Regions from separate parts of the Mus musculus genome. Here region 1 is linked to region 2. The links are chromatin loops, found by intact Hi-C in ENCODE. Cell type or tissue: gastrocnemius. All regions are shown on one strand. Each heading gives the region's core, and the rest is flanking DNA. Links, peaks and the distances in the headings are about the cores only.

Region 1 (8,000 bases), core at 1-8,000, 320 kb after region 2:
GATGGTCTGGGGGGAGGGGAGGGAGGGGCACTCACTATGACAGAGATGCTCATACCAAGAGAAGAAAGCCCAGGGGACACCAGAGGCATTGACTACTGGACACCCTAGTACCAGGATGTCAGGGCCTTCCCTGAGGGGAAGCAGCTGATTAGCATCATATACCCTTGTCTGAGACCAGGATGGGTAGGTACGTCCTTCCCTTCCCTCCTGGAACCTGGAGCTAGTTAATCATGTGTAGACAAGGCTTTTGCCGAGATGACATTAAGTGCTAATATTTTAGCCATATAAAACATTATTTTAAGTTATATACTAAGAAGAGAAATTTCTATGAACACAGAGAGAAGCAAAATGAGAGTGGCTGCCACTTCCTAAGATCGTGCCCTGCACAGGGCTCCTGAGAACAAGAGTTCTGCTGTGTCCTACGTGCAGTGAGCCCACACGCTGGCACTGCCCAGACATCCAATGGGATGCCTGCAAAACCATCACAGAAGCACACACTGAACACTCAGATTCGCAGGAAAACCCTCTGGACTCTGGTCCTCAGGTTCATTACATGCTGTGAGCCCACCAGAGGCGAGGGCTGGCATTCGGCAGAGGCTTAGGGCTGTGGTAACATGGTGTGTTTTCTTTCCCATGGGTATCAAGGAACCTGGGAGGAGCTGGAATGGAAGAGTTTGCCTAGCATGGGGCCTGGACCCCAGGCTTACTCTCCTGCGTCCAAGGGTAGGGGCAGCTCTGCCACTATGTCACTGAGGTAGACACAAACAAGCAGGAAATGCCACTGTTCTCTCCAGGAAGCTGGTCCCTCCCATGGTCTGTCAATGGAAACCTAGAGGGAATGGGTGAGGGAACCACAGAAAAGACCCAAACAGGAACTGACACCCCTGCCACTGGAATGTTCCCCAGAGCCAGCCAGGATGAGACTTTTACATGAACTCTGGAAGAGAGGAAGTAGGTTATGGCCAGCAAAAGCCTTGACTGAAGCCCAGGGTGGCAGTGCTGAGTCCCCAAGGGAAGTAGTGCTGAGTGCCGAGTCCTTAGGGATGGCTATACAGAATGCTCAGCCCCACAGTCCTACAGCTACAGTCCACAATTTGCACTGAACATGTGTGCTTGACAGCCATCTCAAACTTCCCTTTCTCAGCACTCAGGCTGCCCAGACCTGTGTCTGCTTGTTTCTGCTACCCATTCCACGAATACCATGTGTGTCTGTGGTCTGAACAATTGCAAGGTGTGCATGTTCTGTATGCAATCAGTACAGCATAGGCCCTTAGACCAATGGGCCTGGAGGAGCTATTTTATTATCCCACAGGGCCTCTGCAATAGGACAAGGTCTTATCCTAAGAATTTAACTGTCATAAAGGATATGTCAGATTTCAAGAAAAAAAAAATACATCCCACCCCATATTAAACACATTTATGGAGAAAAACTCACTACATGCATTATGAAGAAAACCCCACAAAACTCCCCTAGGAATCTCCTTAGAAGAATGGGCTTTCCTTTGTTTTGAGTTATTGGCCAAGGTTGTCCAAGAGACACTCAAAACATCACAGGCTACTGATACTGCCTTCGGTTATCCTCAGAGGTGAAAAGAAAATCCCTACTACTGAAGACACCAGGCATTTTCCACACAGGGCCCAGAGGCCTCCATGCTAGATCTGACCTTAAAGCCTCCTTCCTGAAGATTAACTTTCATGTTACCAGAATACAGTAACTTGCAAGCTTCCAAAGGAGGGCAGTGACCATCGGTGCTACTCAGCTAGCAGGGGTAAGAAGCACAACTCTGACTTGAGGGCACTGTAACCAGAAGGATAGTGGCACACATACCTTGGCAGTAACCGAACGCTCTCTATCGGATTTAACATCTGTTCATTAAGAGGGAAACCATGTCTGGTACCAAAAACCCAGCAAACTACCAAGGGCTACTTAAGTCATGGATCTTGAAGGATAGCCTGTAACTGCCACATCTTTAAACTTACAGCACAATCCCTAATTATGTTCTAAATATTTGCCCTCATATCCATAGATAAGTGTCGTTCCCACCCTTCATCAAGGAAACTTTCCCTCGCCACAGAGACGACCATAGAAAAACCACAACCGATCAAAACAAAGAGTTGTAGAACCCAGCGTCGACCGATACTCCTGCACCTACTGCTCAAGAGTCATGGAATAGTGGGCAGAAAGACTGTCAAAGCCAGAGAAACAGGGAGTTTCCTGTAAGGTTGTGTCTCCTAGAAATATCAGAGATGCTATACCAGTGAAATCTTACCAACATGGCTGCCTAAACATGACCTGAAGAAGGATGGCACCAACAGACATACATGCTAGCATAGGCAGGGAAAGCTCGGGAGGCCTACACAAAGAACCACTGGCAACTAAAGAATCCTGAGAGTGGGAGAAATAATATTCCCAGGAGTGAGCACACCGATGACTTATCCAACACCAAATGGTCAGCCCTGGAAACATACATACAAGTAACATTATACATACATACAAGTAACATTATAAAGACAGGCTGTATTTATGTATTTAGCAACACACTCACACACTCACACACACACACACACACACACACACACACACACACACGATTAGAGAAAAAGAGGCTGCCAGGAGGCAGGGGCAGCAGATTACTGAACTGAAGGCCAGCATGATCTACAGTGTGAATTCCAGGATAGCCAAGGTGACACAAAGAAACCCTGCCTTGAATAAAACAACATCCTCCACCCCAAAAAGGCTATGAGCTTGCAAGAGAAAGGGTGAATGGGCACATGGGAGAGTCTGAAGGGAAGAAAGGGAGGGGGAAGTAATAAAAGTGTATTATAATATCAAAAATATTATTTTATTGAAAATAATTTCATACAATATATTCTGATCATGTTTTCCCCTTCCCAACCGCTCCCAGATCCCCCAACCTCCATACCCACCCAACTTTTATTTTCTTTCTCTTTTAAAAAGAGAAAGAAAGAAAACCAAAAACAGAAAATGCACTTCTGGTAAGTCTGATGCTGCCCAGCAATGCTGTATAAGCAAGCAACCAGAAAGCACATGATAACATGCGGTTAGGAATGTGGGCTGCAGACAGCCCACAGAAGGGGCTGAAGCATGGGGCGGGGATGGGCATGGGACAGGACACACAGCAGTCAAGTTCAAGGTGGATTGGATGGTACTGTAAGAGAACACTGTGTTCTGTTCTCTGCACTAACTCCTTAAAATCCCTCCAAATCTGACTTAGGCAGGTGCTATAATCTGGTAATAAATACAATGGCAATCACTTGCTGAGTTCTAAAAGATCCAATTTCTTTCTTCCACCCTCAAAGCAGATCAAGTCAGAATGGAAGACAGGGATGCAGGGACCTTGGCCTGGCCTGAGTGGTCCCTTAGTTAACAAGTGCTCAGAGTTGTCTGTGGTGAAGGCTAAATGAACTTCAGGGTGGAGACTGGAGTAACCCACTCCTTCTCTGGGCATATACCATTCAAGTGGGACAAGGAGGAAGTAGGCAAGAACCAGCTCTAAACAGTGATTACAGATCTGAGCTGGGGTCTTGTCAGATGCGCTCCTAGAATGCTCTCTCCAGGTCTGTTGTCAGGAACTGAGAGTGGGACAGCCCTCCCTGCCCCCATCCCCACTGCCAGGTGGAGGAACCTCAAAGGTTCCAGCAGGTGCTATTGGTAGAGGCTACAGTTAAGCTCCACTGTATACAGCCTCTTCAGGAGACGAAACAAGGCTGGCCCCCTGGGGCTGCGATTTTTGCCTGGTGTGTATGAGGAATATTAGGGACCTTGTTTTAAGTATATGAATGAGAGATAGGGCTCAGAAAGTCAGAGAAAAAGGGTACTTGCATCACTGTCCAGACTCCAGGAACCAGAAAGAGAAAACAATACTTATGTTCTCAACTGTACACCAGAGGCAGATGGCAGCACAGGACACCCTAGGGGCTTAAACATACAGATACTACAATTCTGCCCAGCAGGGGGCGTGAGAGTGCCAGCAAACAATCCCCAGACAGAAGCACAGTGAAGCCTCAAGGAGGCTGTGACCTGAGACTGACATCTTCCCAGGTCAGTGCATGACCCCAAAACACACCAGGGTCACAGATTACTACGGCGGGTTTGAAACTTGCGAAATGAAGCAAAGATTAACCATCTTCTAAATGTTAAACAAGTCAAAACATCATCAGATAAAAGCAGGAGACACAAACTCAAGGGCAAGCACACGATACTGCTAGCACATGCAGAGCCTGCGTGTTCACTCTTGTACAAACCCACTTCCCCAGCACCGCTGGCAGCCGCTCACTCACTTGGCCATGACACGCCTCACATTGCTGGCATACAGGGCAGGATTCCTCTTCTCCTCTTCAGAAGGGCAATACACAGGCAGAAACTGAGAACAGAAGAACGGTGTTATCTCTGCTAAGGCATGGCACTGATCCCACCAAAGCCACCATAATGGTTACCTGTGTGACATTAAAACTAGCAGAACCCTTCCTCTGGAATTGTCCACCCATGACTATACATATTTACATACTCATAACTACAATGTCCACACTACACATACACATATCTAGACCCACAGGCACACAACACCCATGTGCATGTATGTGTACACACAGACATACACAATACATATATACTCACACTCACACTCACACTCACTCACTCACTCACACACCTGCAAACTTTATAGCTCAGCACTGCTAACCAGGAGTACTTACTGGCCCAGGGTACAATGTTCAACTCCTAATGATATGCATATTTCTATCCTTCCATGACAGTTTTATGTTGGGGATTATAGAGAATGCAGTTCTGTAATACTACAGTTTCTACACCTGAAATCTACTGTATCTCTGTGATAAAACATCCTATAAATACAGCACTTAAAATGATCGAGTGGCTCATGTTAGTGCCAACTTTACCATGCATGAAAAGTCAAAAGACTATTTCTGATTCCTATTCTTAAATGAAGATATTAAGAATATAGGAACATCCTGAAAACCTAGCATACAGTGTGTAATGTGTTTACAGTTACATTTTAGGAATTTCGAAAATTACAATGGTCTTTCTCATTAACGGTACCATATACCAGGCAATGTGAAGAAGGATATGTAAAGATTATTACAGGGCCATTCTCAGTTTCTCTTATCTGAAGATGAGACCAGGTCTGGAACAGTTCTGCTCAAAACCACAGGGGTCCCAACCAGTACAAGACCATGTTCCTTCTCAGACCTGATTCTGTTCTCTCCTGACAGCTGAGAGAAGAGCCACAGAAAGATCCACAGCAGAAGGACCAGCACGCTCTGGGCTGGGCTCTTAGTAGAAGTCACATTAGCTCATCTGTCCATTTTGTAATGCTCTGCAGTACTTATGGGAAGTAAACAGACTGTTTGACTCAATACAGGAGTGCATAAACTCATCTCTGAGGTTAGATGTAGGCCCATCAGAAGAATTCCCTTTTTATTCTTTATTTTCTTTTTAAAAGAAAAACAAATAACAAATCCAAAATCAAAAACACCAATCCTTCTACTTAGAGAAAATTCTATAGGCCACACATATGATTGTACTGAATTTAGCCAAGAGGGTAAGTTCAGTACTTAGGAACCTGCCAGGAGCTGGGAGCTGGGATGGCGGGTTATACTCCATGACTTACAGCTAAGCAGTAAAGTGACAGAATGAATTTAGTTATTCAAATCTAGCTATAGTAGTATTAGTACTGAAGGCAAAAAGGTTTCTCTTTTTATTGGTTTTTTTTTTTTTTTTTTTTTTTTTTTTTAAGACAGGGTTTCTCTTTGTAGCTGGGGCGGCCTTGGAACTCAAGAGACCTGCCTGTCTTTGCCTCCTGAGTACTAAGGTTAAAGGCATGTGCTACCACTGTCTTGCTGGCAAAAAGATGTATATGTATCAATTTTATATACTCTTAGACAATTTTATATACTCTTATATACTCTTCATCTCAATAAAAAAAAATGATTGCTTTAGTTTCCTTGTTAATTTTTAAAAATCCTGTCGAGGGGCTAAAGAGATGGCTCAGAGGTTCTGTTTCCAGCATTCATTTGGCAGCTAACAACCACCTGTAACTCCAGTTCTAGAGGATATGGCACCCTCTTCTGACTTTTATAGGCAACACACATACATAGTGCACATACATGCAAGCAAAATACCAATAAACACAAAATAAAAACAAACAAATCTTTTTTTAAAAAATCCCATCCAAATGTATTTAAGCTATACAAAGGGCACAAGGCCACTAAAGAAAGATGACTTTAAAGTTCTTCTAGGACCAAGACAAATGAAAAGATACTTAAGGACTGCTATGTAACAGTATCTGTATAGATTAAATACTTTGTAACAATCAGCACAGCTCTTGCTTAATAGCATTTTAAATAAGTATCAGATTACAGCGTTACACTGTATGATATTGTGTCAATAAGAGTCTCAGTGCAACATTATGTGACATTGTATCCACACAGCTCTGGGTTAACATTGTTGTAGCACTGTAACATTACAGACCCCAGTGTAACACTGTATGACACTGTATTCACACAAATGGGGGGTGGGGGTGTTTAACCCTGCTGTAACAGACTCCAGTGTAGCACATTGTATCCATTCATATCCCAGTGTAACATTGTGACACTGTATTCACACAGCTCCAAGTCTAATAATGTTCAAAAGCTGCAGGATTTCAGACCCCAATGAAACCCAGTGTCCCAAAACCCATGGCAGAACTGACCCTAGCCAGATACCACCCCCACCCCACCCACTACCCGTACTTCATAACACTATGTCCACTCACTTCAATTTCCACTTGGTTTTGAAACTGGCACAGAGTGAGCCACAGGATTTTCAACCTTAAAAACAGCATTGAATAAATTTACAACCCGGTTAAAAAGTAAGGCTCCTTTTTCTTATAGCTGAATGATTCCAGATTCTGCCCAGAGCCTCTAGGAGGTGCTGCTGAGCAGTGAGTCGGGGAGGAATGGGAGTCTTCTAAAGTTGAAAGGTTAAAAAAAAAAAAAAAAAAAAAAAAACCTGAGCAAATATGATTTTAACCAGGCAGGGATCTTTGGTTTTCTGGTTAAATATTTGCTTTGGTCCTTTGGTTATTCTAGACAGGTATATACTCCCCTTGTCCTTCTGCTTTGACAGCCTTGTCTCCAGGATGCCCAGCTACCTAATCTAGGCAGACAGAGATCCAGGCTTTAAGTCATGCCATGGCCCATTTGCCTGACTTCCAGGGTCCTAGATATTGAGTGTTGTTGCCACCACTTGTTTGTCTTAATGGAATTACAGAACTACCTGGAGTTCCCATCCTTGAGGCCACATTCTTTTCTCACCCCCTTGAAGTCAGTCATCCCCTGTACTGGCTAGTTTTGTGTCAACTTGACACAGGCTGGAGTTATCACAGAGAAAGGAGCTTCAGTTGGGGAAATGCCTCTACGAGATCCAGCTGTTAGGCATTTTCTCAACTAGTGATCAAGTGGGGAGGTCCCCTTATGGGTGGTGCCATCTCTGGGCTGGTAGTCTTGGGTTCTATAAGAGAGCAGGCTGAGCAAGCCAGGGGAAGCAAGGCAGTAAAGAACATCCCTCCATGGCCTCTGCACCAGCTCCTACTTCCTGACCTGCTTGAGTTCCAGTCCTGACTTCCTTTAGAGATGAACAGTAATGTGCTAAGTGTAAGCTGAATAAACTCTTTCCTCCCCAACTGCTTCTTGGTCATGTTTGTGCAGGAATAGAAACCCTGACTAAGACAACCCCTAATTTTGAGCCAATCTGTTTCTGCCCTACTATGTCAGCTTGAGCCCAGGAAGAGACACTGGAGCCCAGTTCCAAGTACTCCTCTCAGCCTGACTTCCTGCCTCAGAAGTGGTGGTCTGACATCACTGGAGTGGCACTGCCCCAGCACTGTGCTCCAAATACTTTGGAAGGCCTAGGAGCAAACTTGTATCTGACTTGACTTCCTCCTTGAAGGCCTTGAGGCTGTCTTGTCCCTGGATGGCCCCTT
Region 2 (11,168 bases), core at 1,861-9,860:
AGATTAACAAGCTATGTATGCATCTTATTCATAATGGTTCCCATGAGTTAGGAGGCCCAGAGAGAGGAAGACTATGTATGTTCTTAGATGTCAATATGAGCAGGAGTGTCCCCTACTTCCTGGCCCTAGTCACTCAACTTGGCCATTTGGTTTTCTGTAAGGGTTCCTCAAATGCTGTATTTCCTACAACTGCTGCACAGCCAAAACAAACAAAGACAGACAGACAAACACCTAGAGAGGAGCCCCTCTCTCTTCCCCATGTTGCACTTTGGGTTAGTCCTAAGGCTATCCTGGCTTCTCCTTTCAGGAGACGAACACTTGGGGTTTGTCCTCCCCCAAGCCTCACACAGCAAATACTGCCCCGAATACTGCTGTATTATCCCCGTCTCTGTCCCACGTACCTGAGCATTTCTGCTATTCCTTCTCACATACTGCAGAGCAGTCAGCCTGTCCATTCAGGCGTGGGGGCTTCATGGTTATTTTCTTATTTGCTGCGAGAGACAGAATGTTCCCCCTACCTTATCCCAAAGGCATCAGGTTTTTAAATATGCTCTGTCATTCCATGCTCTGGGTTTGAATGAGACCTATGTCTGCCAGACACCATCCCATGTGATCCACAGGGAGGAATGGGGTAGGGGCTAGTGACCACCCTGTAGTCCCTGACAAGTGAGAATGTGTCAAAGTGTACCTGGGATACTTTTTCCGGATGAGATATAAAATTGAGGAGTCTTATCTTCCTCCTGTCCCCAGCTACCAACCCAAGGGCTCATCTGGCCCATGTAATCCCCAGGGACGTTGCCAGACGAATGAATCTTAGCTCAACTTCCCATCTCCTTGAGGGTTTGAAACTTTGAAGCCACCTGGAGTCAAACAGAAATGCCAGGAAACAACTGGTGGGAAATGCTCCCCGGGGCCCTGAGTGCTGGGCTGGGGGCTGCGAGCTCTCCTGTCCCGAAGGGCCCTTTGATTGCAGATGGCTTCCGTGGCACGTTTTATATTTCCTTTCTTGTAGCCTTTGCTTCTGCGGGTTATTCACGAGAACCATGTGAGCTTTTGTTCTGCAGAGTCTCTTGGCTGAAATGTTGCCTGGATGTGTTTGAAGTCCTTCCCGTTTTCCCATAACTTGTCTTGGGATCAGCTGTGGGCTAAGGATGTTTCTTGGCAGTCATCCCTGCTCCTCAGCCCAGCCCTGAAGGAGGCCGTGGCCCCTTTGCTGCTCCAGTGAATGCCACCCTGGGTACCATGGGGGGGGGTCAGTTTTGGTGGAAAGCTTTGCAAGCTAGGCCAGGAACAGAGTGACAACACATAAGGGTTCTTGGATTAGAGGCTTCTATACATGTGGGTTGGCAGTGTTGGGACTGAGCCCTGGGAGATCCTAAGTCTCGCTTGAAAGTGGGTTTTGCTTCCAGGCAATGAGGCCAAGTCCTAGAAATGACTCTAGCACACAACATTTGTACATTCTGCTGTGTGAAGCTGGAAGGAGCTGGTGGTCTAGGTGGGCCCACAGATCACGCCGAGAAGGCCTCTTAGAGGCCTGATGCTGGTTTCTATTGAGGTCTCAGGCTCAGGCTTATTTGTTGTCCTCCTCTGCTCTTCTCAGTCTAGAGTTCGTAATCCTATGTTGCCATGTTGTTTTCCAGGAGCTGCTCAATGGAGACCCTAAGGAGGGGCCTTTCTGGGACGACAAGGGTTCCCTAGAAGGTAAGTCTAGCTCTTTACCCCGAGCCTAGGACTCACACCACAAAACCCTCAACACTGGCATACAACTGAGATCAGTTGCTTCCTAGTCGCAAGAGAAGCTAGTTCTTTAGTAAGCAGAGACCTGTTACCTGAGATTCCTTACCAAGCAGGCAGCTCGGATATGTCCACAGGAGAAGCAAAATATTGAGCCACAGGGTCCCTGTACAGTGGTTTGTGTATGTAGTTCTGGGACTGAGTGGGGAGGTTGGGTTGCATGGACTGGTGCTCTTGAATTTTGAGCTAATGTCATGGCCACTTGCTGCACCAGTTGTGGAGTGGTGGAGTGGTCCTAAATCTGTGACTTGAACCCTGCTTGAGTCACTATCATATGTGTGTATCTTTGGTGGAGTTAGCCCCACACAGAGAAGTGATGAGTTCTTACCGGCTTCTAGTTAGTAGGTGCACTAGCCTATAGATCCCCCTTCAGACATCTGCTGAAGCCCAGAGGGACTCCTAGCACTGCCTACTGCAACTCAGGTACTGGGCATCCTCTCAGCTCATACCTGGACAGACACCTGACCAACAACCTGGGCCCCTGTCAAGACACAGCTTGAGACCCTGAGAATATGTGAGCCCCAGAAACAGGGCTTCTTATCCATTCACACTGGAAGTCAGGGGAGACAAGACTGCTTGGCCAACAGCTAGCCCACATGTGGCCTTGCCAGTGGGTTTTGGATGAAGGCATTAGAAAATGAGGAGAAAACCTGGGGATACAGGGACTCACTCTCCTGGAGGACTCAGGAGTGGTGACTACTCTGTTTTGATCTTGAAGGTCCTTCTCCCACCTCATCTGTACAATGTCAGCCTAGAGGAGACAGATTGCTCACTGAAAGTCACTACAGACTGCAAAGTACAGCCAGGGTATACATAGTTGAACTAACCCAAGTGAGGCCTCTCTCTTCTCACTACTTTCCTATTCTACAGGAGCAGGCTCTAGCTCAGAGCTCATGTAGAACAGAATAGAGCAAGATAGTCACGCTACCCACATGGGACAGGCCCTTGTCTCACCTCCTCTTGCCCTTTCAGTTGTGCTGCCCCCTGAGAAGTCTGAGGGCCATGAGGGCCAGGGCCAGCTCTTCAGCACAGATGATGGGGAGAAGGCAGCAAGCCGTGAGGGTCCACTGAGACTTAGCAAGAAGCACTTGAACATTGACGTAAGTCCTCTCCTGTGTACATCTGCGTAAGTGTCTCCCTGGGCCCCAGCATGATTAGTGGTGGCCCTAAATGGGAACCATGGTCATCCCAGCTCTGTGGTTTCCTTAGCCTCTCTGAGGCCTTACCACAGGACTAAAATGTGATGCTCTGGGGGTTTGCCTGGTATTGCTGTGACCTTGACGTTGCTAGGCAGATGTAATAGGTATCTAGCACTACTGGTCAGGGAACGACAGAGGGGAGCAGCAGGAACACACAGTCCTAATTCCTCCAACTCGAAGTGACCCTGAGTATTTGCATGAGCAGAGACAGATGCCACAGGGGGGAAACTGAGTCATGAAGCATGGAATCGGCTCCTCACTAGGGGGCGGGGGTGGGCAAGAAGCAGGGTTGAGGGATGCAAGCCAACTTCTCCTGAGCTACCTCTTCCTGGCTGACAACCAGGAAGAGCCTCAGTTGGGGCACTCGGGTCTCAGGCGCCAGTTGATTCTTCCTTGCCTCCTACCCCTGCATGCTGCCTACAGGCACTGCAGTGTGACGTCTCAGTGGAAGAAGACAACCGCCAAGAATGGACATTCACATTGTATGACTTTGACAACAGTGGGAAAGTCACCAGAGAGGTAATACGCCCACCTCTGTCAGTCCACCCATAGGATGAGGAGTCGGGGGTAAGACCTCTTGAGATCTGGAACCAATCTGGTTCAGTAGACAGATGGATAGATAATGTCTGAATCCTTAGATAGAGAGACAGAGTGAGCCCTGACTGGGGAGAAAGAAGAGACTAGAACTTTCCTAAGACAGAAGGGGAGGCAGAGCCCATTTTAACATCCTGACCTAGCTAGTATCAGCGTCTCCTTACTCTGGCAGTCTGCACAAGTCTTATCACCAATTCCAGCACGGTCTTTTTCTATAGCTCTGACATCCCTAGGCCAGGCAGCCTGGGCCTGTGGAGTGTCCTTGCTCCATTGAACTGTGTCTAAAAGAGGCAGAGGAAGCATCTTCATTGGCCATGACAATGGTGCTGAAAAAAAGTGTATCTAGAGAGAAAGCTTATCTGCTTGCTCGTCTAATGTTCTAGAATATAAAAATCAAAGGTTAGGCTAACCCTGGCCTCAAGGACAGACAGCAGGGCTACCTTTAAGCCATGTACAACATCCTGGGTCTAATCTGGGTATAAGTCAGTGTCTGATGGGGAGTAAATGGACCCAAGGTGCCTGCTGTGGACAGGGGGTGAATACATGCTTGGTAAGGAAAGGAAAACTGTCCCTTGAAGTCTGTCATGTTGGCCCCAGGACATGTCCAGCCTGATGCACACCATCTACGAGGTTGTCGATGCCTCTGTCAATCACTCCTCCGGCAGCAGCAAGACCCTTCGAGTGAAGCTAACTGTCAGCCCTGAACCCTCCAGCAAGAAGGAATGTCCTCTCACTGGCCAAGGTGAGGGGTCTATGCCAGGAGCCTTCCTGTACAAACAATATCATCTCCATGAGCATCTCCCTAAACCAGGCCTGCAGGGACAGCACCACCCCTAAGACAGGCCTGCGGGGGCAGGCCACACCCTCAGCCACCTAACTTAATGCTTTTTACACTTGCCCTTCCCCACCGTTATCTCCCCACCACTGGCCCTGGGTATCAGTGTTGTTCAGGTTCCCTAACTACTTCCAGTCAAAAACTTCTTGCTTCCACAATGTCCCAAGCAGAACCTGGCACCTGGCAGAAGACGAAACTGTTTGCTTAATGAATGGATAGAACGAGCAAGGAAAGTAATTCATTAACAAAGGGCATGGTGGCATAGGCCTGGAATCTAAGCGCTAGGGAAGCAACAGGGTTAAAAGTTCAAGGCCAGCCTTAACTTGTTTTTTAACTGTTCATAATCAGCATGGAGCGTCTCCCCCCAGCACTTTATCCCATGCACTGATAAAATTTGGCCTTCGCCTCTGTTACATGTGCTCTGCAAATCCAGTCATTTTTCTTTGTATCTAACCATTAATTTATTTTAAACCATTAACTCCACACATACTGTGCTTCTAAGACAGCCTAAACTATCAAATCCCTGCACCCCTGTCCGTGTATAAGAGGCAATGTCTTGTATAATGATGTATGATGTGGAATAAACCCTCTGCCTTAACATGGGGGGTGGAGTTCAAGGACAGCACTGGTTATAGCATGCCTGTGATGAGTGTGGATGGATGTTCAGATTTGTAACATGAATAGGCAGAAGAAATGCATGCGTGGATAAGCAGGTGGGTCAGGGGTGAGTGAATAACTGAACTGCAAAGGATGAATGAAATGAATGAATGAATGAATGAATGGGATGCCTTTCTTTCAGACCGGGAGCCCACTCGTGGCAGAACAGAGATTGAGCTCACAGATGAGCCCCGAGTGGCTGACAGAAGGCTATCCGCCTACAGCAGGTGAGATGTGAGTTCAGTGGTTGGCTTCCTGCTAGCCTCCCCAGTGTCCTGTCAGGCGGGGTGCTGAGACAGGTAGACACTGTGTGCTATGAAGAGTGAGGGTACCTTGTGGGGCTGAGCACCATGTCTATCCAACAGAAGGGAGCAGGGGGCATTGTGGTCCCAGGTAGGTAAACAGAGAACACCCTAAATTTAGGGTCACTCAAGCCCTGTGAGACATGTGGTAGTATCCTGGGTGCTGATAGGCTGCCATCATGGGTTGTGGACCTTAATTCTCTGGACAACATACAACATTGTCCAACTGTGTCACTTCCGCCTTCTCTGGGTACTGGATACTAGTCAACGTCCCTCCTTAGACATCCTCGAACACCATCCACTTCTGCAAGCAGCCCTGTTATATGACTTAAAGTCTGGCCTTGAGCAAATTGTCAGGCCTATCCTCTGCTCCATACAGGAAGCCCAATGCTGATCCCCAGCCCTGCTCTGTGCGAGTGCCCTACTGTGTGGATGAGAACACAGAGCGCAGAAACCACTACCTAGACCTTGCTGGCATCGAGAACTACACATCTAAGTTTGGTCCTGGTAGGTACTGGAGGACTCCCACCCTGTATCTACCCTCTGGGTATAGATGTCTCCCTGAAGGTGCAAGTAGGCAAGGGGCTCTGGATGTTGGGTTCCAGGTGTCCCCACCCCACTTGGGTGCCCCATTATCCTCTGCCTAGATGTGAACTCACAGCTTACCCTTCTGTCATTGGCAAGGGGCCTGGAAAGCAAGGTGGTTCAACATCCAGGTGTATGTATGAGACATACTCTGGCTTAGGGAAGATATAAAACTACTAGATGTATGTTCATGAGCCTTCCAGCAGGGGGAGCTGGCAGTTAGGGCAGAATTACCAGCTTGAGGACAAGTGGACAGCCAGCATTGTAGACACGAGGTTCCTTTCTGGTTTTGTGCCTCTTGTAACCTTTAGAGACTCATGAACTACAGCCTGGCTGGCACTCTGAAAGCTGGAGGCCAAGTCCTCTACTATCCCCCCATCCACACTAGGCATCCCTGAGAGTCCATGCAGGCAATCTGTCCATTGTGATAATATCTCTGATCAGCTAGAAGTCCCTGGCTGAAGTTGACCCACACTTGGGAATGGCTGGCTCCATGTGCTTTGTACTAGAGCTTTGATCCTCTGACGCTGGGTGGAAGGAGGGGTGGCATCTGGAGAGGGACTCTAAAGGGTTTAGTGGGAAGTGTGACCTCAATTGGCCCCATGTACTAAGGCCACTGCATAGGGCTGACCTTAAGGGTTTAAGCATTTCATGAAGCTGCAACCAGACTATCCTGGAAGTGGGCTTGATCTCATCTCAGTGGAGTGCCCCCTAGAGTGACATAACTTTCTGTCACCCCCTCCTCATATCCTAGAAGGGTTCTGTCTATCCCAGTAGAGAATCTCCTTAATAGGACCCACAATAGGGACAAAAGGCCAGCTGACCCAAGCAGTAAAATCCCAGAGTGGCCAAACCCCTTTAAGGAGTGACATTCAGGCTCTTTAATGAGGTGTCTGACACCCAGATGGAGTATAAAATATGTGGGGGGCTGAGCTTTTACTTCTCCCTGCCCAGCTTGGGGCATGTGGCCATCTGAGACGTGACCCAGACAGAAAGCCAGCTCTATTGCAAACCCATAGTACAGTTATGACATATCTCAAGCCTTACTCTGGACCACCTTTGTCTTGTCCCTAGGGTCACCACCTGAGCAGGCCAGGCAAGAACATCATGGCAGGGCCACACACATTCCAAGCAGGTCCCGATCACAAGAGTCGGATGCCCACGCTATACACCACCGCAGGTCTCAAGTCCTGGCTGAGCATGTCATACCAGCTAATGAGCCTGCCACCCGGGCCCTGGCTGCACAGCCCCGGATCAAGGGGCAGGAGAAGCAGTTCCTCAGGTCTCCTAAGGGTCCAGGAAAACCTCTTGGGACACCAGGCAGTGGCAAGCCAGGGAAAGCTCTCAGCTATTGCCTGCAGGCCGTGCCATTGCCCCAGAGTGCTCAGGATGGCCACCACCTTCCTCAGCCCCCACCACAGCCTCCACCGCAGCCCTATGGTCACAAGCGGTACCGGCAGAAAGCCAGAGAAGGCCACTCACCACTTAAGGGGCATGGCCAGCCTACCATGGTGGAGCATGAAGTAGTACGGGACCTGCCTCCCATGCTGGGGCCTGAGGGCTATGTGATGCCTGTGGTCCAGAGGCATGAACACCACCATCACCATGAGCACCACCACCATCACCACCACCACCACTTCCACCCATCCTAGCACCCAAACAAGCACTCTGCCCAAATGCCCTTGGGAACAGAGCAGGGGCTGGCATGTGCCCAGTAGAGAATACAGCATCCCCTGGCTCAACACCAGCTGCAGATGTCAAGGGGGCACACCAGGGAGATGGCACCAGGCTTGGATATTCATGGACAAAGCTACCTTTCTCCATGCCATTTGGATACCAGTACATTTGATGCAGCTGATGGTTACCAGGGACACGTGCTCCTGTGTCATCCAGAAAGCCCATACATGAGGGCACAAAAGCATCTGTTCCTGCTTTTGCTGCAGTGTGACCATGGGATATTTGAAGGCATCCTTTGTATCCTCATGGTTCTTTGACCTTCGGGTACCTGAATAGAAAAGGCAATGCTTTTTGTGAAGTTTCTATGTTGTAAAGTCAGTGGACTGGCTTGGAAAGTGGTTCTTCTTCAGTGTACCATGTTAAACAAAGCAAAACAAAGAGGCCAGATTATCAGCAAATGTGGAGGGGGCACTGTTGAGCAGAGGGACAGAGTGACGTTCCGTGGGCAGCATGAGGCTTGGTGTCGAGCTTCCAGCATCCTAGGTAGATATGGATAAGACCCAGACGGGTTGGGATGAGAAGGATCAGGTACAATGCTGGAGGTCCTCATTCAGGCTGTGCATAGCCAAGTGATACTTAGATGTCCCTCCATAAAGGCTGCAAAGGTATGGGGTCCTCAAGAAGCCACAATTTTCATGGTTCCACCAGCAGGACAGAACAAGAGGAACTTTTTAACCTCTTGTGAGTTTATGAAAGTTGGGCATGATGCCTTCTTGGCATAATAAAGAATTGTGCATTCTGTAACAAGGCACACATACCCTTGTATTAAAACACTTTTCTGAGAGCGGTGGGTAGTGTACTGACACACCGTAGCTGCAGGTGAAGATGACAGGTACTTGTGGAGGGTGAATGCTGTAGAACCGTCCTGGCTTATACTGCTTGACGCACACAACTCCATAGCAATGCTTCTTAATAAGGGATTTCTAGACTAAGAAAAACCAGAACTCTAAACCCAGAGTTCAGCTCATGTTAACAAGAAACACCAAGCTCCAGATGGACTCCGTGGGCTCCAGCTTATGCAGACTGTTGAGAAGCGACACAACCTTATGTTTATCTCCTTTCCCCTCAACCCCGTGCCTATTCTAAGGAATTCCCGAAGACCTGAATGTGATGTCTCTGACCTGGGGACCATCAGTCCTCTGTAGGCTGTTCACTGTTAGCTAGACATGCTCCCCAAAACGAAAATGACTAGAGTGTGTCACCCTTTCCTTACAACATGACTAAAGTACCCACGTCATGGATGTAGAGATGGCATGTATGTGAGGTTCCACCACCCACACCACAGCAGAGGGATTGAATCAGCATGGCCACCCAGTTTCTCTCTCAGTATGCAGCACTCTTATATTGGGCTTGTGCTAAGAGGTCCTTTCAGGAGGCTGAAGAGATGGCTCAGCAGTTAAGAGGCTGCTCTTCCAGAGGTCCTGGGCTCAATTCCCAGCACCCCCACATGGCAGTTCACAACTGTCTGTAACTCCAATTCTAGGGCTTCCAACACCCTCACACAGACATACATGTAGATAAAACACCAATGAACATAAGCTTTTTTCAAAAAAAAAAAAAAAAAAGTCCTTTCAGGCCCTGAGAGATGTCCTACAGGATATCCCCAATGACACCTAGGGCCATGGTCCAGCTGCAGCAGCATGGGAAGTGGGGAGATTCAGCCAAGCCTGAGCCCTGGCTTCACGTTTTAAAAATGCAGGGCAGGTGGAAGCCCTGACAAGCTCATGGCAGGGGCCGAGCACCTGCCACTGTGTGAGTGTTAAGTGGAGGGGGGTACACCACCCCAGACAGCTGAGAGTTCTCCCTCCGTACCATGATAAGACCTAAAGAGATGGGAAAGCACTTGTGAAGTAAATGAGAAACACCCAGACCATTTAGTTGGGTGTGGCAGTGAGAGCTTGTGGGAGGCTACATCAAGAGCTACAATCCAAGACCAGACTGGACTATCTAGTGACACCGCCTCCCCTGTCCCCAAACTGCTCATGTTCTCCAGCACGTAGCCACTCTGGACGTGGTCACTAGTGTCTGAGAACAGTGGATCTACTGAGATGCAGGAACTTGGCTTGGGATAACTCCAGGACTACCTAGTAGTAAAACTGCAATGTTGAAAATGGAGACAGAGGTAAGAAAGATAGAGGTGGTGATGCTTAGTCCACCCTGTGCTGGGTGCCAGGATGGTGTCTCTGTGGCAGTTGGTAGTACCTGGCAACAGACGACAGTGGCTGTGGTGAGGAAAATAACCAACCTTGGCTGTGTATGTGGAGGTTGTGGCTACTGTGTATTCTTAGAACTCAACAACCCGATCTATGTACATTCCCAAATAAACTGTCGCAGGAGTGAAGTGTCGCCAAGATGACCCTTTCTTAGCAGGTACCCCATCACTTTCAGGGTGAATCTTTTGACTCCAGTTTCTATTTAATTTCTCAAGTATGATCTGGAATCCTGCTGCCCCGAGTTGGTCGTGTCCTTTTTTCACACATAGGAGGTCTCCTAGCAAATTCAGACAAGTGTAAGGTCCTTGTTCTTCTAAACCTTCAGGGTAACCCTGTCTCTTCAGGGCTCATAAACACGCAGACTGCTCCTGCCTGCTATCAAGGCCAGTTCTGAGAGCAGAAGGCAGTCTCTGCCATTCTCAGCTGGCTTTAGAACCAATAAGGAGTCTGTGTCTTTGACATCATCCATTGGACCATCCCCATGTGAACTAACACAGCCCAGGCCTTTGCTGGGCAGCTCAAGAGGACCTGCTGCCTGTCCCTTGTTCTACTCTAGGTGACAGAGCATACTCTTTGTACCTTCCGCCTGCAAGTCCACTCTGCTATTCCCTTGGGCCTGTTCACAGCTGCATGTTTTTGTGACCTTTGATGAAGTGGCCTGTGTGCTGATCCCCAGCCCTGGGGTTCCTCACTACAGTGATATCATCATGGATGTGATTTGTCAGTGAGCCAAGCCCCTCCTCAGGGGTATTCTGGGGTGCTGCCCTTCCTGTTCCTAGTGTCCTAAGCAGAAGGGATCAGTTACTGACAGACATCTGGAAACTGCAGCATGGTGTTTCCCCCAAAGGCAAACGATATTCACAAAGTCCCATCTGCAAGGTGTAACAGGCTACAAAGACTACACCGCCTGCCTAAGCTTCATACTTGCCATAGAACCTGTTGTTAGGACTCTGGATATATGCCTGAGCTGTTCTCTGTGTCTGTCTGTTCCCAATGACACCCCTATGCCTGAACTTGTAATCATTACCATGAATGCCAGGCCTATGTGCTCTAAGCCATGCATGCATGAGAACTCTGGTCCCCAGTAGGGCCAAAGGACAGCTACTCTCCCAGTTCATTCCCATAGCCAACACTGTGCCCACTATATTCAAGGCTCACCACAGACAGGGTGACTACATCACTCATCAGTCATTAGCATGTCAAGCTTCTACATCAGAACATCCTCCCAAAGGCAGCTCTGTGCTTCCTTGGC

Evidence for each region. A loop is a pair of places that touch in the nucleus more often than their neighbours do. Peaks named below come from ENCODE experiments on the same cell type or tissue, not always from the same donor. Only the 100,000 strongest peaks of a DNase experiment are listed, where the experiment ranks them.
Region 1: it touches region 2 in a loop (2.1-fold over the local background); 3 of 42 quality-filtered maps call a loop at or near these places.

Annotation. Positions count from the first base shown.
Region 1 is chr13:73,501,887-73,509,886 of GRCm38, reverse strand. It overlaps Lpcat1 (lysophosphatidylcholine acyltransferase 1), which reads right to left. Exons shown (of 14, transcript NM_145376.6): 8 at 6,792-6,846; 9 at 4,303-4,385. Among named protein-coding and RNA genes, the nearest start is that of Slc6a3, 31 kb to the left of the region's middle. In gastrocnemius, for the core only: CTCF peaks have their summits at 3,963 (motif pointing right) and 6,933; DNase peaks (open chromatin) are centred at 3,715, 3,973 and 6,941; H3K27ac peaks cover 1,005 bases.
Region 2 is chr13:73,817,410-73,828,577 of GRCm38, reverse strand. It overlaps Nkd2 (naked cuticle 2), which reads left to right. Exons shown (of 10, transcript NM_028186.5): 4 at 1,641-1,701; 5 at 2,767-2,894; 6 at 3,417-3,512; 7 at 4,185-4,329; 8 at 5,222-5,306; 9 at 5,761-5,888; 10 at 7,041-10,044. The coding sequence ends at 7,618. Among named protein-coding and RNA genes, the nearest start is that of Gm30303, 25 kb to the left of the region's middle. In gastrocnemius, for the core only: a CTCF peak has its summit at 6,170 (motif pointing right); DNase peaks (open chromatin) are centred at 6,161 and 7,617.